Regions from separate parts of the Homo sapiens genome. Here region 2 is linked to region 1. Evidence: read pairs that join two places in POLR2A ChIA-PET (ENCODE). Cell type or tissue: PC-3. All regions are shown on one strand. Links, peaks and the distances in the headings refer to the core of each region. The heading gives the core; the rest is flanking DNA.

What was found. ChIA-PET counts read pairs that join two places held together with the same protein. Peaks named below come from ENCODE experiments on the same cell type or tissue, not always from the same donor. Only the 100,000 strongest peaks of a DNase experiment are listed, where the experiment ranks them.
Region 2: POLR2A ChIA-PET joins it to region 1 with 9 read pairs; 4 of 35 experiments call an interaction of 5 or more read pairs at or near these places.

Annotation. Positions count from the first base shown.
Region 1 is chr1:6,297,871-6,305,741 of GRCh38, reverse strand. The region is part of intron 6 of ACOT7 (acyl-CoA thioesterase 7); the gene reads left to right. Among named protein-coding and RNA genes, the nearest start is that of GPR153, 41 kb to the right of the region's middle. RefSeq lists an enhancer at 3,331-4,530. In PC-3, for the core only: a CTCF peak has its summit at 4,767; DNase peaks (open chromatin) are centred at 2,991, 3,991, 4,931 and 5,241; H3K4me3 peaks cover 1,995 bases; H3K27ac peaks cover 4,796 bases.
Region 2 is chr1:6,372,524-6,380,394 of GRCh38, reverse strand. All of the region lies in intron 1 of ACOT7 (acyl-CoA thioesterase 7), which reads left to right. Among named protein-coding and RNA genes, the nearest start is that of ACOT7, 17 kb to the left of the region's middle. RefSeq lists an enhancer at 5,477-5,976. In PC-3, for the core only: a CTCF peak has its summit at 2,071 (motif pointing right); no DNase peak of the experiment used is centred there.

The DNA of each region.
Region 1 (7,871 bases), core at 1,049-6,048:
TCTGGGATGTGAGGAGCCTCTCTGCCTGGCTGCCCAGTCTGGAAAGTGAGGAGCGTCTCTGCCCGGCCGCCATCCCATCTAGGAAGTGAGGAGCGTCTCTGCCCGGCCGCCCATCATCTGAGATGTGGGGAGCGCCTCTGCCCTGCCGCCCCGTCTGGGATGTGAGGAGCGTCTCTGCCCGGCCGCCCCGTCTGAGAAGTGAGGAGACCCTCTGCCTGGCAACCGCCCCGTCTGAGAAGTGAGAAGCCCCTCCGCCCGGCAGCCACCCCGTCTGGGAAGTGAGGAGCGTCTCCACCCGGCAGCCACCCCGTCCGGGAGGGAGGTGGGGGTCAGCCGCCCCGTCTGGGAGGGAGGTGGGGGGGTCAGCCCCCCGCCCGGCCAGCCGCCCCTTCCGGGAGGTGAGGGGCGCCTCTGCCCGGCCGCCCCTACTGGGAAGTGAGGAGCCCCTCTGCCCGGACAGCCGCCCCGTCCGGGAGGGAGGTGGGGGGGTCAGCCCCCCGCCCGGCCCGCCGCCCCGTCCGGGAAGGATGTGGGGGGGACAGCCCCCCGCCCGGCCAGCCGCCTCATCCGGGAGGTGAGGGGCGCCTCTGCCCGGCCGCCCCTACTGGGAAGAGAGGAGCCCCTCTGCCCGGCCAGCCGCCCCATCCGGGAGGGATGTGGGGGGGTCAGCCCCCCGCCCGGCCAGCCGCCCCATCTGGGAGGGAGGCGGGGGGGTCAGCGCCCCGCCCGGCCAGCCGCCCCGTCCGGGAGGTGAGGGGCGCCTCTGCCCGGCCGCCCCTACTGGGAAGTGAGGAGCCCCTCTGCCCGGCCACCACCCTGTCTGGGAGGTGTACCCAACAGCTCATTGAGAACGGGCCATGATGACAATGGCAGTTTTGTGGAATAGAAAGGGGGGAAAGGTGGGGAAAAGATTGAGAAATCGGATGGTTGCCGTGTCTGTGTAGAAAGAGGTAGACATGGGAGACTTTTCATTTTGTTCTGTACTAAGAAAAATTCTTCTGCCTTGGGATCCTGTTGATCTGTGACCTTACCCCCAACCCTGTGCTCTCTGAAACATGTGCTGTGTCCACTCAGGGTTAAATGGATTAAGGGCGGTGCAAGATGTGCTTTGTTAAACAGATGCTTGAAGGCAGCATGCTCGTTAAGAGTCATCACCACTCCCTAATCTCAAGTACCCAGGGACACAAACACTGCGGAAGGCCGCAGGGTCCTCTGCCTAGGAAAACCAGAGACCTTTGTTCACTTGTTTATCTGCTGACCTTCCCTCCACTATTGTCCTGTGACCCTGCCAAATCCCCCTCTGCGAGAAACACCCAAGAATTATCAATTAAAAAAAAAAAAAAAAAAAGAACGTACTTTTCTACCTGTGTACGGGTCGGATGGGGGTGTTTTTCTTTTCTTTTCTTTCTTTTTTTTTTTTTTTTGGTGCCACATTGTCCAGCCTGTGCTTCTCTCTTTAGCTGTGGTCGCCAGGGGCATGCGTGGCAGATACCCACTGACAACATTTCCCTGTTCCAAGTGATGAACACAAACCCTTCAAAAGGAGCGTCCCCTGGACTCTTGGAAGGAAACTGACACCCCACCAAAATTTCTGGGCCTTCCAGGAAGCGACCTTGCTTTGGTAGCCTCCAGGCTGAGGCCGCAGCCTCTCACTGGCCTGTCCTTCTTAGGGGTGGGCCTGGGGGCTCGTGTGTAGCTGCAGCCTCCTCTTGCTGGGGCCTCCATGGCAGTTGGGATGCAAAATCCATCTACCCTTTCTCTGCTTCCTTATTTTGAAAGTGAAGCATGGATACTCAAACATCAGGAAGCAGTCAAGACCTCCCCCCTTCCCTGCTTCAGACTCTATAGAATGTAAGGAATCAATGGGCGTGGGCAGCTCTTGGCCCTTCTCCCTGGGTCTATGATGCTCCCAGACGTCCGGGAACCACTTAGTGAATATTCCTCTGTCCATGGTCCCAGCCACAGAACCTGGGAGGGAGAGGCCAGGGCTGTCTCGCAGGTTCTCACTCAACTGGATCTTTTCAGAACTCTTGTAATTACTAACGGGTGGGGTATTTAAAACAAGATGAAGTTACTATCATTTTCTTAATATAGGAGGCCGGCGCCCACGCTCCGTCAGTTGGGATTAAATATAGAAATGGGGGCATCTCAGATTGCCGCCCACAGAACAGACAGCGGCACACGGGCTCCGAGCTGTGAACTGCCGCCTTGGGTTTGCAGGCAAGCCTGACCCAGTCACGAGCAAGGCCTTGGGAGAAGAAAATGAAGCCTTATTTTTAAGCCAGTTGACAGATCAATACTTAAAAACAAAAAAACACAAAACAAAAACCTATAAGCAGTTAAATGTTACAATTAAAAATACCTTTGGTACCTAACGTGTATACATTAGTGGCCAAGAAAGTCTTTTTTTTTTCCCCGTAATTCTTGAAATAAATGCAGCTCCAAGGACGGCGGGTCCTACAATTTTGTTGTCATCTTTTAAATTACAGATCTTGGGAGATGAGGACTGCCTGCGGTGGACTGTAATGTGCCAAAGTTATTTTCCAACGTTGGCAGCACCCGTTGTGCCTGCGGTGGGGGAAATTGATGAGGCTTTTCAGTAGGAACCTGGAAAGAAGCATCTTGGAAAAAACTTAGGCACTCGATATTTTAAATACAGCGGAAGAAAGTGAAAGGGAGACAGTGGCTTCCAGCGTCAGAAGCGGGGTGGCTCCCTCTGGCAAGGCAGGGGCCCAGGTGGACAGTGGTGGCAAGAAAGGCAGTTGTGAGGAAGGCACTATGTTTTTCTGGGTTGTTTTCTTAAAATTTAGTTTTCTCAGTTAACACATTGATTGTAGTGTCTTGTGTGTGCTGTCATAGACACAGGCATTGTGTGGTAGCAGTCTTTACACGCAGGACACGATGGGCACGTGGCTTTCTAATGATCTCACTTCTGCAGGGACCATCTGACCTCATTGCTCTCTCTCGGTGGCAGGTAACCAGCAGGCTTGGCACGAGGCCCTACAACAGGATGCCCAGGGTTGTGTCTCGCCGGTAGGAGAGGGCTTGTGATCAACAGTGGTTGATTAAAATCTCAGTTTTTATGAGATCACTTTCCTTCCCTCTAAGTAGCCAGCAGAGTTCAGCTGACACACAGACCATGGTTTTTCTATGTTTTTCTCAAGCCCACTGGATCGACACTAAAAAGTGCATTTGTGAAAACACAGACTGGGGTGGGTGGAGGCTGAGGCACTGGTTTTTCGCCAGGTCCGTCTTCTCGGGTGGGTTTCTGCTCCCGCCTCTGATCCTGCTGCCTCAACACCTGCAGGGACTGGGAGCCTTCGCTGTCGCAAGGCCAAACGCTTGGTTTTTGGACCGTTCTAAGTGTTTCCCCGAGAAAGGTTATCTCCTGAGTCGTAAAGTTGGCCTTGAGTTGGCCCAGGATCCTACTATGACTTCTCTGGGAGGTGCAGATGACCTGAAGTGGACAAAGATCCTTCCAGATGAGATCCTTTGGGAGCTCAGAGCCCTCCTGCCTGCTGCCCTGGCCAGTGTCCATGAGGCCAGCCCAGGTCTTGAAAGACCTCCTTGTCTGCCAGAGTCAGGATGCTACACCGTCCTGATTTCCCACCGCTCGTGAGTCACTGTTCCGGGTCCTTAGAATAAAACTCCAGGTGTGGGGTATAATCTGATAATAGACACACATGGTGGGATTACGACAGCCCCCCTGGCCTGGGCCCCAGAATAGCACTGACTCCATCCACCAGTCTTGGCCTTTTCCATCGTTAGTATAAAGTTGTTGTTTCATAGCAGGTCTGCCGCTGATCTAAACTCTGCGTGGTTTCCCAGGCCGGTGCGTGTGTGCTGGCTGCTGGGGCTGGAGGAGGCTGTCCCTGTAAATGTCACCGTCCAGCTCACACAGCAAGATCATTTTGAGTGTGGGCTTGGTTTTTTGGCCGGTCATCAAGCTCACCTGGCTTTGGGGTTTCTGGGACCGGATGAGCTTTTCCTGCCCTCATCTGTGACTAATTCTTGACGCAAATTGTTGCCTGAAGGAGCCACATACTTTGTGGCTGGGGCAGCTTGCTTGGGCTGGTTGTGACCTGTTAGTCAACCTGCATTCATTCATTGATTAATTCATTCATTCAGCAACCATTTCCTGAGCACCAGATGCCAGCTCTGTGTTGGGTCAGGGACACAGGGACAACGAGGCAGGTCCTCACCCAGTGCAGGCGTCCATGTCACATCATGCAGTGTGGTCTGGGGGTGCCGTGTGGAGCCTGCAGGAGCATGGGGGTGGTGAAGAGGGTATTCGCACACCAGGCACTCAATAGCCGCTCACATCTTCCCCTCGGGGTTGACTGTCACGTGCTTTGGATCCTGAGCGGTTTTCAGTAACATGAGGTCCCTTGTGGAGTCTCATACCAACAAGGTAGCCTTTTGGATAAATGGGGCAAACCCCGGTTTGAAGGAGCTGATTACAACTCCTTCCATTTATTCTCTCATTCTGCTTTTCAGGATGGAAGAACAAGGGGTTAATTGTAGGCACTTCCTAAGTTCTGAACATTAAATCCAACACGAACCCTTCCTTTCCCTCCTCCTTCCCCCACAGCTAAACCACCCTGAGTTGATGACACCAGCTGGTGGCCAGCACTGGACACTCTGGGTCTGTGACTTTGAACGCTCCTTCCTGCAATCATCTTGGGAAGAATTCCACTCTGGACTCGATGTCACAGGACAGGATGGGGAGGCAACATGGCATTGCCTCTGGTGGCCCAAGGTCAGGTCCGGTCCCATCCTACCCCTAGTGGTGTGACTTTGGAAGCGTGACTCTCCATGTGTCTGGTTCCTGACTTGTAGAATGGAGACAGGGAGGCTGCTGCCTCATCGGGTGTTGTCCAGTGAGACCCGGTGTTGGTCATTCTGTGTTTGTGGAGAGGGACCGGCCGCGCATCAGGATAGGGTGCTGTCCGGTGAGATTCCGTGTTTGTGGAGAGGGGAGGGGCCGGCCACACATCAGGATAGGGTGCTGTCTGGTGAGATTCCGTGTTTGTGGAGAGGGGAGGGGCTGGCTGCGCATCAGGATCGGGTGGGGTCCGGTGAGATTCTGTGTTTGTGGAGAGAGGCCGGCCACGCGTCAGGATCGGGTGGGGTCCGGTGAGATTCCGTGTTTGTGGAGAGGGCCGGCCGCGCATCAGGATCGGGTGGGGTCCGGTGAGATTCTGTGTTTGTGGAGAGGGCCGGCCTTGTGCATCACAGGATCGGGTGGGGTCCGGTGAGATTCCGTGTTTGTGGAGAGGGGAGGGGCCAGCTGTGAGTCATGGACTCAGGCTGCCTCAGTGAACAGACAAAGTTCACGGCTCATGGCACTGACTTTGCAGCCGAGTTCCTCTATGTGACATGCTGGGCCATGCCTGGCACCAGCTTCCCCGGCAATGCCAGCCGCTGCCCTCAGCATCCAGCTCACGGCCCCCAGCAGCATCAGGACCCTGTGTCCATGTGCTGTCCTGGCTCCTGATGCTAGGCTTTGGTGTCCCTTCCTTAAAACTCCTGCTTGTCCCTGGCTCATTTGTTCCTAGGAGGACCCTGACTAGCTGCTGGATGGCGACGTATCTCCCCCTGAGGAAGGCCACATATAGTGCACATTTGGTGATAAACTTCTCACATACTCCAGTTAACAATGTGTCTCCCCAGCACACACGGTCCTGCTGGAATCCTGCTGGCTCATCGTCATTCCTGTGCTCAGCTGTTGTCACTTCATCACCAGGTTGCCATTTTCTGAATATAAATGGTCAGCGTTTCATGGCAAATGCAGCTGGTCCTGGCCCCCATTGGAGGCTGACAGAGCTTCTGTTGGCTGCCCAGGGCAGTATTTAGAGTTGGTCTGTGGGAAATGCCGTGGAATTCCGTGGCACACCTGTGCTGGCTGTGTGTGTGAGTGGGACCACTAGTCCAGCTGTTGTGGTCACAAGTCAGTTTCTTTATGAGGCAGATCAACCTAGAAGAACTCAGTCTGTGGGCTGCAGCTCTGCCGCTACTAAGCCCCTTAAACACACGCACACACGTGCCCTACACACACACACACACACACACACACTTGCGCTCTCTCTCTCTCTCTCTCTGAAGCCATGACCTAGTACCTAGTCAGGAGGTGGCCGGGTGGGCCTCTCTGCCCTCTGTGTGTGGCGTCCGGTAAGGGGAGGCCGACTGTCCTCTGTGCCCTCTGTGTGTGGTGCCTGGTAAGGGGAGGCCGACTGTCCTCTATGCCCTCTGTGTGTGGTGCCTGGTAAGGGGAGGCCAACTGTCCTCTGGATCCCTCCTTTGCCCACCTGAGCCAAGTGTGTGGGGTTCTCAGCCAGCATGTTACCTGGTGTTCTGAGTTATTTCATTTTTCTTTCCTTTTCTGTTCAGCCTCCAAACCTCAGATCTGTCCCCAAAGCCCTAAATTAAATTAGTGTTCAGCTCAACAGATGTCCACCAAATCCCCACATCCCATGATAGCAGCTGCCATTGCTGGCAGCCACATGGTCATCCCATTTGCTCCTCAGTCACCTTGCCTGTGGGCGCCGTCACCTCCTCTGCCTGACAGACACTGAGCCCACGGCTCAGGGAGGGCAACCTGCCTGCCCAAGGTCACCCAGCCGGCAGTGGCGGAGGTGATGGGGACTCACTCCCAGCCAGGCTATGGCAGTGACTCTCACACTCTAGACGGGGACAGAGGGACTCAAGCCCCTCCAGGCATGGGCGATGGGGCAGGGGGATTCGCACCAGGCCTCATTCCAGACTCTGCTCCTGAACCACACTGTGGTAGGGGCCCACTCACAGGTGGGTGTGGTTAATTCAGAAGCTGAGGCTGCCCCCTCCAAGGAAGCCCTCGATATTGACACACGGATGATCCTATTCTGTTTTGTGTTTTCACTTCCTTGCCGTCCTGGGCTAGGGACCTGGCCCAACCGTCCTCTACCCTGTGAGGGCTGGGCTTGCTGGGCCTTTATGGAGGCCCCTTGCCATGGGAGAGAGACCAGGAGAGCCTGGTGGTGGCTTAGCCAACCTGCACCTTCTATTTCCAATAACAACATAAAACCACCTTGCAGAACTGTGAGAGCCAAGCCACCTGAAGCCCAGAGGTGCCCTGCCCTGCCTGGCACCCGGAGCGGCATCTTATTTGCCTGGGGGAGAAAATCCGCTGCCTAGGATTCTTTCCCTTGCCAAACAGCTATTTTCCCGGTATTTCACCTGCACTCTTTCTTCAGAATCGGACCTCCATGTGACTTAGGGCCTCCGTTGTTCATTTGAAAATGGGGATGCTGATTGAAAAATGGAGATGCACCTGGGCGCAGTAGCTCACACCTGTAATCCCAGCACTTTGGGAGACCAAGGCAGGTGGATCACTTGAAGTCAGGAGTTTGAGACCAGCCTGGTCAACATGGTGAAACCCCGACTCCACTAACAATACAAAAATTAGCTGGGCATGGTGACGGGCTCCTGTAATCCCAGCTACTTAGGAGGCTGACACAGGAGAATCGCTTGAACCCGGGAGGCAGAGGTTGCAGTGAGCCAAGGTTGCACCACTGCACTCCAGCCTGGGTGACAGAGAGAGACTCTTTCTCAAAAAGAAAAAGAAAGACGGGGATGCTGATGCCCCCAGCACAGGTTGAGCCGAACAGATGCCCCAGGTGTTTGAAAGGACAGGCGAAAGTGCAGCGAGCGTGAACCTGGCCCCTCCTCCCCTCACCTGTCCTACCTCATTTAGCAGCATCTTCTTATAGCTTCTGTGGGAAAAGTCATGGTAATAAAAACATAATGCTTTAATCAATAACACCCATGTCTCTGTTTTAGCTTTTTATTCTGGGAATGCTCAGATATACACAAAAGCAGAGTGTAGAGCATCC
Region 2 (7,871 bases), core at 1,211-6,210, 74 kb before region 1:
AACTCCTGACCTCGTGATCCTCCCACCTCAGCCTCCCAACATGCTGGGATTACAGGGGCGAGCCACCACACCCGGCCGAAAGGTGTTTATACCCTTGTCACATAGATCATTTGACCATATATATCATTTGAGTTTATTTCTGGGCTCTCTGTTCTATTGATTCTTATATCTGTCTTTATGCTAATGCCATACTGTTTTGATTATTGTAGCTTTGTGGTAAGTTTTGAAATCAGAAAGTGTGAATCTTCCAGCTTTGTTCTTTTTCATGATTGTTTGGCTATTTCCGATGTGATTTGCAAATATTTTTTTCCACTCACTGGGTTGTCTTTTTACTTTTTCTTTGCTGTGATGCCCAGGCTAGAGTGCAGTGGCATGATCTCAGTTCACTGCAACCTCCGCCTCCTGGGTTCAAGTGATTCCCCTGCCTCAACTTCCCAAGGAGCTAGGACTACAGGTGTGCACCACCACACCTGGCTAATTTTTGTATTTTTTTTCCAGCAGAGACAGAGTTTCAACACGTTGGCCAGGCTAGTCTTGAACTCCTGACCTCAAGTGATATGCCCACCTCAGTCTCTCAAATTGCTGGGATTATAGGCCACCACACCTGGCCTATTTTCTTTAAAGAGTTTTATAGGATAGATGCTGTGGCTCACATCTGTAATCCCAGCACTTTGGGAGGTCGAAGTGGGAAGACTGCTTGAGCTCAGGAGTTCAAGACCAGCCTGAGCAACATAGGAAGACCCCATCTCTACAAATTAAAAAAGTTAGCCAGGTGTGGTGGTGCATGCCTGTAGTACCAGCTACTTGGGAGGCTGAGGTGAGAGGATTGCTTGAGCCTGGGAAGTCAAGGCTGCAGTGAAGTGAGTTAGAGACCACAGCACTGCACTGGGGCCTGGGTGACGGAGTGAGACCCTGTCTCAAAAAAAAAAAGTTACATAGCTTTAGCTCTTACCATTTAGGTGTTTGACCTATCTTGAGTTAATTGTTATGTGTGATGTGCGGTAGGGGTCCAGCTCCATTTGCACGTGTGGACACACCTCTTTATAGGCTGGGGAGCAGGCATTAGAGGTGGAGCTACTTGCTTGCCGTCACAGCTGGCAAGTGGAGGCCAAAGACAGCCGCTGCATCCTTTCTTTGAACTCTTATACCTGAGGGTCATTTATCTCTGACCTGGAGGACAGAAACAGAAAGCCCTTGAGCAGGCTGAGCGCAGTGGCTCACGCCTGTAATCCCAGCTCTTTGGGAGACCGAGGTGGGCGGATCATGAAGTCAGGAGATCGGGACCATCCTGGCTAACACGGTGAAACCCCTCTCTACTAAAAATACAAAATATTAGCCAGGCGTGATGGCGGGCGCCTGTAGTCCCAGCTACTTGGGAGGCTGAGGCAGGAGAATGGTGTGAACCCGGGAGGCGGAGCTTGCAGTGAGCCGAGATTGCGCCACTGCACTCCAGCCTGGGCAACAGAGCAAGACTCCGTCTCAAAGAAAAAAAAAAGTCCTTGAGCAATAATAAAACTAGGACTCTAGGGACATTACTTCTCAGGGGCAGGCCACGCCGTGCACCTGTCCACATCTGTTTCCCTCCCCTTGCTGAACACCAGCCCCTGCCCTCGCCAGCCTTTCTGTCCTCCTTCCCTCCTCCTCCCCCTAAATGTTCATCTGTGGCTTTTGCCTGTCCCATGGCACATGATAGGCTCTCGCTGTCTGGGCCTCCCTGGGGGTAGGTCCCCACAGGAGACCTTACCAGGGCCATGCCAGACAGCTCAGATGTCTCTGTGCCCTGCCTTGAATCCTTTGGCCTCAGGGCTGGAGGTTCAGCTATGGCAGGTCAGGGGCTGGCAGCTGAGCTGTGTGAGGCTGGGAGCTTCTCTGAGCCTTGGGAGAGTAAAGGAAACCAAGTCCCTGATTCAGGAGGGCCAGAGCATTCCTCTTGCTGGCTGTGTGCCCATGAGCCCGGGACTGGGAGAAGGCCCAACGGTACCTGCCCCCATGGGACTTGTTGGCTGGGACCTGGGAAGGCCCGTGGTCTGTGTGCTTTGCTGTAAAATGTATCACTGGGGGACTGGACCATCTGCCGCAGTCTGGCGCTATCGAGGAGCACCCCGGCCACCAGCAGAGGGCATGCTGATCATAGACACTGCCCCTCCCTCCCTCCCCTCCCGACAATCTCCAGGCCACCAGTTCCAGTCTTACCTTGAGCCACTACCTCTCGGGCACCCAGGGCTGCTCTGGTGGAATTAATTTGAACAGTGGTGGCATTGTAGCGAGTGGATGCTTTGGCCTTGTAACTGGTGCCGTTGTTTGTTTGTTTGTTTGTTTGTTTGTTTTGACGAGTCTTGCTCTGTCGCCCAGGCTGGAGTGCAGTGGTGCGATCTGGGCTCACTGCAAGCTCCACCTCCCAGGTTCACGCCATTCACCTGCCTCAGCCTCCCGAGTAGCTGGGACTACAGGCGCCTGCCACCACACCTGGCTAATTTTTTGTATTTTTAGTAGAGACGGGGTTTCACCATTTTAGCCAGGATTGTCTTGATCTCCTGACCTTGTGATCCGTCCGCCTAGGCTTACCAAAGTGCTGGGATTACAGGCGTGAGCCACCGCACCTGGCCATTGTTTACAGTAAGTGCCAAACTTTGATGTTTGTGTGTTTCTTTGCTGTTTTGTTGCTGTGTTCACTCAGGTGTCGCTTGTATTTAGAACTCAGCTTTTACAATGGAATTGCTTTTGATACTACACTTTGGTGTCTCAGGAAACTACATCCTGCATGATTGATACTCTGTGCTTCCTTTAATGACAGGCAAATCTCACCTTGTCTTGTACCTTATAAAAGCCAGGCTCTTAGAAGTGGTGACACTCATAAACCAGCCTGAAGTTGCTGAATTGACCCATGTTATCTGACACCTATTAAGATTCTACTAAGATTCTTAATTCACCCATATCCAGCTTGAATTTTTACTTGATTTTGCATTTAATTGCTTCCATGTACCTACTAAGTTTTTACATAATGTATTTTTTTATTATTTAAATAGAGATGGAGTCTCGCTATGTTGTCCAGGCTGGTCTCGAACTCTTGGGCTCAAGTGATCTTCCCGCCTCAGCCTCCCAAAGTGCTAGGATTATAAGCGTGAGCTACCACACTTGGCCTTTACATGTATTTTTTTAATGTCTTTAATGGAATATAGGATTGATTTAATTGAAGAGTACATTTAGCTTTGTACAAAACTGCCAAACTGTCTTCCAAAGTGGCTGTGCCATTTTGCATTCTCACCAACAGTGAATGAGGGCTCCTGTGCTCCACATCCTCACCAGCATTTGATGTTGTCAGTACTTTGGGTTTAGGCCATTCTGACAGGCATGTAGTGGTGTCTCAGTGTTGTTTTAATTTGCAGTTTCCAAATGACATAAGGTGTTGAGCATCTTTTCATGTGCGTATTTGCTGTCTGTATATCCTCTTATATCAGGCATCTGTTCGGGTCTTTGGCCCTCTGCCGCCACCCTCCCACCTTATTATTATTTATTTTTATTTTTTATTTTTTAGACAGAGTCTCACTCTGTCGCCATGTTCGCTCTGCCTCCCAGGTTCACGCCATTCTCCTGCCTCAGCCTCCCGAGTAGCTGGGACTACAGGTGCCCACCACCACGCCCAGCTAATTTTTTTTTTTTTTTTTTTGGGATGGAGTTTTACTCTTGTTGCCCAGGCTGGAGTGCAATAGTGCCATCTCGGCTCACTGCAACCTCCGCCTCCCAGGTTCAAGCTATTCTCCTGCCTCAGCCTCCCAAGTAGCTGGGATTATAGGCACATGGCACCACGCCATGCTAATTTTTGTATTTTTTGTAGAGATGGGATTTTGCCATGTTGGCTAGGCTGGTCTCGATCTCCTGACCTCGTGATCCACCCGCCTCAGCCTCCCAAAGTGCTGGGATTACATGCATGAGCCACCGCGCCTGGCCCCTCCCACCTTATTTTTAAAGAGTCTTGCTCTGTCACCGAGGCTGGAAAGCGGTGGTACAATCACGGCTCACTGTAGCTTCAACCTCCTGGGCTCAGGTGATCTTCCTACCTCAGCCTCCCTAGTAGCCTTGACTACAGGTGCACCCTACTGTGCCTGGCTAATTTTTTTGTTGGTTTGTTTTTGTTTTAGACCAAGTTTCTTGCTGTTTTTCCTCAGGCTGGAGTGCACTGGCGCCATCTCAGCTCACTGCAACCTCCTGACTCCCAGGTTCAAGTGATTCTCCTGCCTCAGCCTCCTGAGTACCTGGGATTAAAGGCGCCTGCCACCACGCATGGCTAATTTTTGTACTTTTAATAGAGACAGGGTTTCACCATGTTGGCCAGGCTGGTCTCGAACTTCTGAACTCAAGTGATCCGCCTGCCTTGGCCTCCCAAAATGCTGGGATTACAGGCGTGAGCCACTGCGCCCAGCACCTGGCTAATTTAAAAAAATTTTTTTTTTTTTTTTGAGGTGGAGTCTCGCTCTGTTGCCCATGCTGGAGTGCAGTGGCACAATCTCGGCTCACTGCAAGCTCCACCTCCCGGGTTCATGCCATTCTTCTGTCTCGGCCTCCCGAGCAGCTGGGACTACAGGTGCCCGCCACCACGCCCGGCTAATTTTTTTTGTATTTTTAGTAGAGACGGGGTTTCACCGTGTTAACCAGGATGGTCTTGATCTCCTGACCTCGTGATCCACCCGCCTTGGCCTCCCAAAGTGCTGGGATTACAGGCGTGAGCCACTGCGCCCGGCCTAAAAAGTTTTTTTGTAGAGACAGGGTCTCCCTATGTTGCCCAAGCTGATCTTGAACTCCTGGGTTCAAGCGATCCTTCTGGCTTAGCCTCCCAAAGGGCTGGAATTAATCTCCAAGCAGGGATTGCAGGCATGTGCCACCACACCCAGCTAATTTTTGGGGTTTCTCTACGTTGGCCAGACTGGTCTCTAACTCCTGGCCTCAAGTGATCCGCCCGCGTCTACCTCCCAAAGTGCTGGGATTATAGGCATGAGTCACCGCGCCTGGCCTCTTATTGTTGAGTTTTAAGATTTCTTTGTATATTTTAGATACAAGTTGTTTATCGGATATATGTTTTGTAAACATTTTCCTCAGTCTGTGGCTTGTCTCCATTATCTTTTTTTTTTTTTTTTTGAGAGGAGTCTCGCTCTGTCGCCCAGGCTGGAGTGCAGTGGCGCGATCTTGGCTCACTGCAAGCTCCGCCTCCTGGGTTCCCGCCATTCTCCTGCCTCAGCCTCCTACAGGCGCCCGCCACCACGCCCGGCTAATTTTTTGTATTTTTAGTAGAGACGGGGCTTCACAGTGTTAGCCAGGATGGTCTCTATCTCCTGATCTTGTGATCCGCCCGCCTCGGCCTCCCAAAGTGCTGGGATTACAGGTGTGAGCCACCGCGCCCGGCCTGTCTCCATTATCTTAACAGTGTCTTTCTCAGAGCTGAAATCTTTAAATCAATAAAGTGGGAACTTCAGCCATGTAACTGATCAGGATGAACAGGGGAAGCCATCGTTTTCAGCAGATGCCAAACTTGGTTTTTCTCCTCTGACTCTTGACGTGGTTGTTCCCTTCAACTGGCCGAGACCTAGGGGCTCACTGATGCCGGGGTTTGTCCTAGGTTAGACGGGGAGTCTGTGGAATAGTGTAGGGTGTCCCAGCCACGGAGAACTCTCAGCTTGGCAGTTTACCCTCCATTTACAGGTGAAGACACTGAGGCCCTCCAGGCGCAGTGACCTAGGGGTGTGTGGCAGGTGGGGCAGGGACCCCAGTAGAGTGCAGACCTCACCTCCTTGGCCATTTCCACCTGCCCCTCATCCACCATGTGGCCTGCAGGTGGTGCGTGGCAGGTTGTGGTGCTTGATCTCCAGGATGTTGGGCAAGGCAGAGTCCTTGGCCCCCACGCTGTGGAGCTCAGCTTCTCCCCACAGGCCCCAAGCCTGTGTGTTCAGGGCATCCTCCTTGACATTTGGAGAGTGAGACTCAGGGTGGCCGTACTGACCCACTGGCCCCATACTCTGGAAGTACTTAGGGCCTGCTGGTCTGCCCACTGAGGGACATGCCTTCAGTCCCCATGGGCCTGTGGGAGGGCTTTAACCAGTGCCTGGCTGGGCAGGGCTCTTAGTCTTAGTGACTCCCTAACTGGAGCTCCCAGGGCCATTTGGCCACCTCCCTCCCGCCTCTGTTTGGGCTGAGGGACGTGGGCGCAGCTGCCAGCATGGGGACCAGGCCTCTGTCCTCAGGTGACTTCATCGCACCTGCTGCCACCTTCCCTTGCAGAAATTGGCAGAATTCCAGGAAACTTGCCCAGAGTAAGTGCCTCAAGTAGAAACAAGCCCAATGCATTTGCCATGGATATTTAATTCTCTAAAAGGCAGAGGTGGGAGGTGAAAGAGATACTTATTTAAACAGAGTTATACAGGAATAATTTCTATAACTGCACATATGGAAAGTATTCAGTTTGATCAGTTTTGACCTAGGTACAGACAGACTTCCTTTCATTGCACTTTGCAGGTCCTGCATTTTTTTTTTTTTTTTTAAGATGGAGTTTAGCTTTTGTTGCCCAGGCTGGAGTGCAATGGCACGATCTCGGCTCACTGCAACCTCTCCCTCCTGGATTCAAGCGATTCTCCTGCCTCAGCCTCCTGAAGGGCTGGGATTACAGGCGCCTGCCACTGTGCCCAGCTAATTTTTGTATTTTTAGTAGAGACGGGGTTTCACCATGTTGGTCAGGCTGGTCTCAAACTCCTGGCCTCAGGTGATCCACCCACCTTGGCCTCTCAAAGTGCTGGGATTATAGGCGTGAGCCACTGCTCCCAGCCAGGTCCTGCCTTCTTTACAAATTGAAAGTTTGGGGCAGGCGTGGTGGCTCAGGCCTGTAATCTCAGCACTTTGGGAGGCCGAGGCAGGCGGATCACCTGAGGTCAGGAGTTCGAGACCAGCCTGGCCAACATGGCGAAACCCCATCTCTACTAAAAATATAAAAAATTAGCTGGGTGTGGTGGCATGTGCCGTAGTCACAGCTACATGGGAAGCTGAGGCAGGAGAATCACTTGAACCTGGGAGGCAGAGGTTGCAGTGAGCTGGGATCATGCCACTACACTCTAGCCTGGGCAACAGAGCGAGACTCCTTCTCAAAAAAAAAAAAGTTTGTGGCAACCCTGCATTGAGCAAGTCTATTGGCACCATTTTTCGGCCAGCCTGTGCTCATGTAGTGTGTCTATATCATATTTTGGTAATTCTTGCAATATTTCAAACTTTTTCGTTATCATTTTTGTTATGGTGATCTATGACCAGTAATTTTTGGTGTTACTAGTGTAATTGTTTTGAGACATCACGAACCACGTCCATGTAAGACAGCAAATGAAATTGATAAATGTTGTATGTGTTCTGACTGCCCCACTGACCGGCTATTTCCCCATCTCTCTCCCTTTTCGTGAGCTCCCTCATTCCCTGAGACACAACAATTTTGAAATTAGACCAATTAATACCCTACCTCTAGTGTTCCAGTGAAGGAGAGAGTCACACATCTCTCACTTTAAGCCAAAAGCCGGAGGCCAGGCACGGTGGCACATGCCTATAATTCCAGCACTTTGGGAGGCTGAGGCGGTTGGATCACTTGAGGCCAGGAGTTCGAGACCAGCCTGGCCAACATAGTGAAACGCCATCTCTACTAAAAATACAAAAAACTAGCCAGGTGTGTTGACATACGCCTGTAGTCTCAGCTACTCAGAGGATGAGGCAGAAGAACCTCTTGAACCCAGAGGTGGAGGTTGCAGTGAGTCAAGATCGTGCCACTGCACTCCAACCTGGGCGACAGAGCGAGACTCTCAAAAAAAAAAAAAAAAAAGCCAAAAGTTAGACATGATTAAACTTAGGAA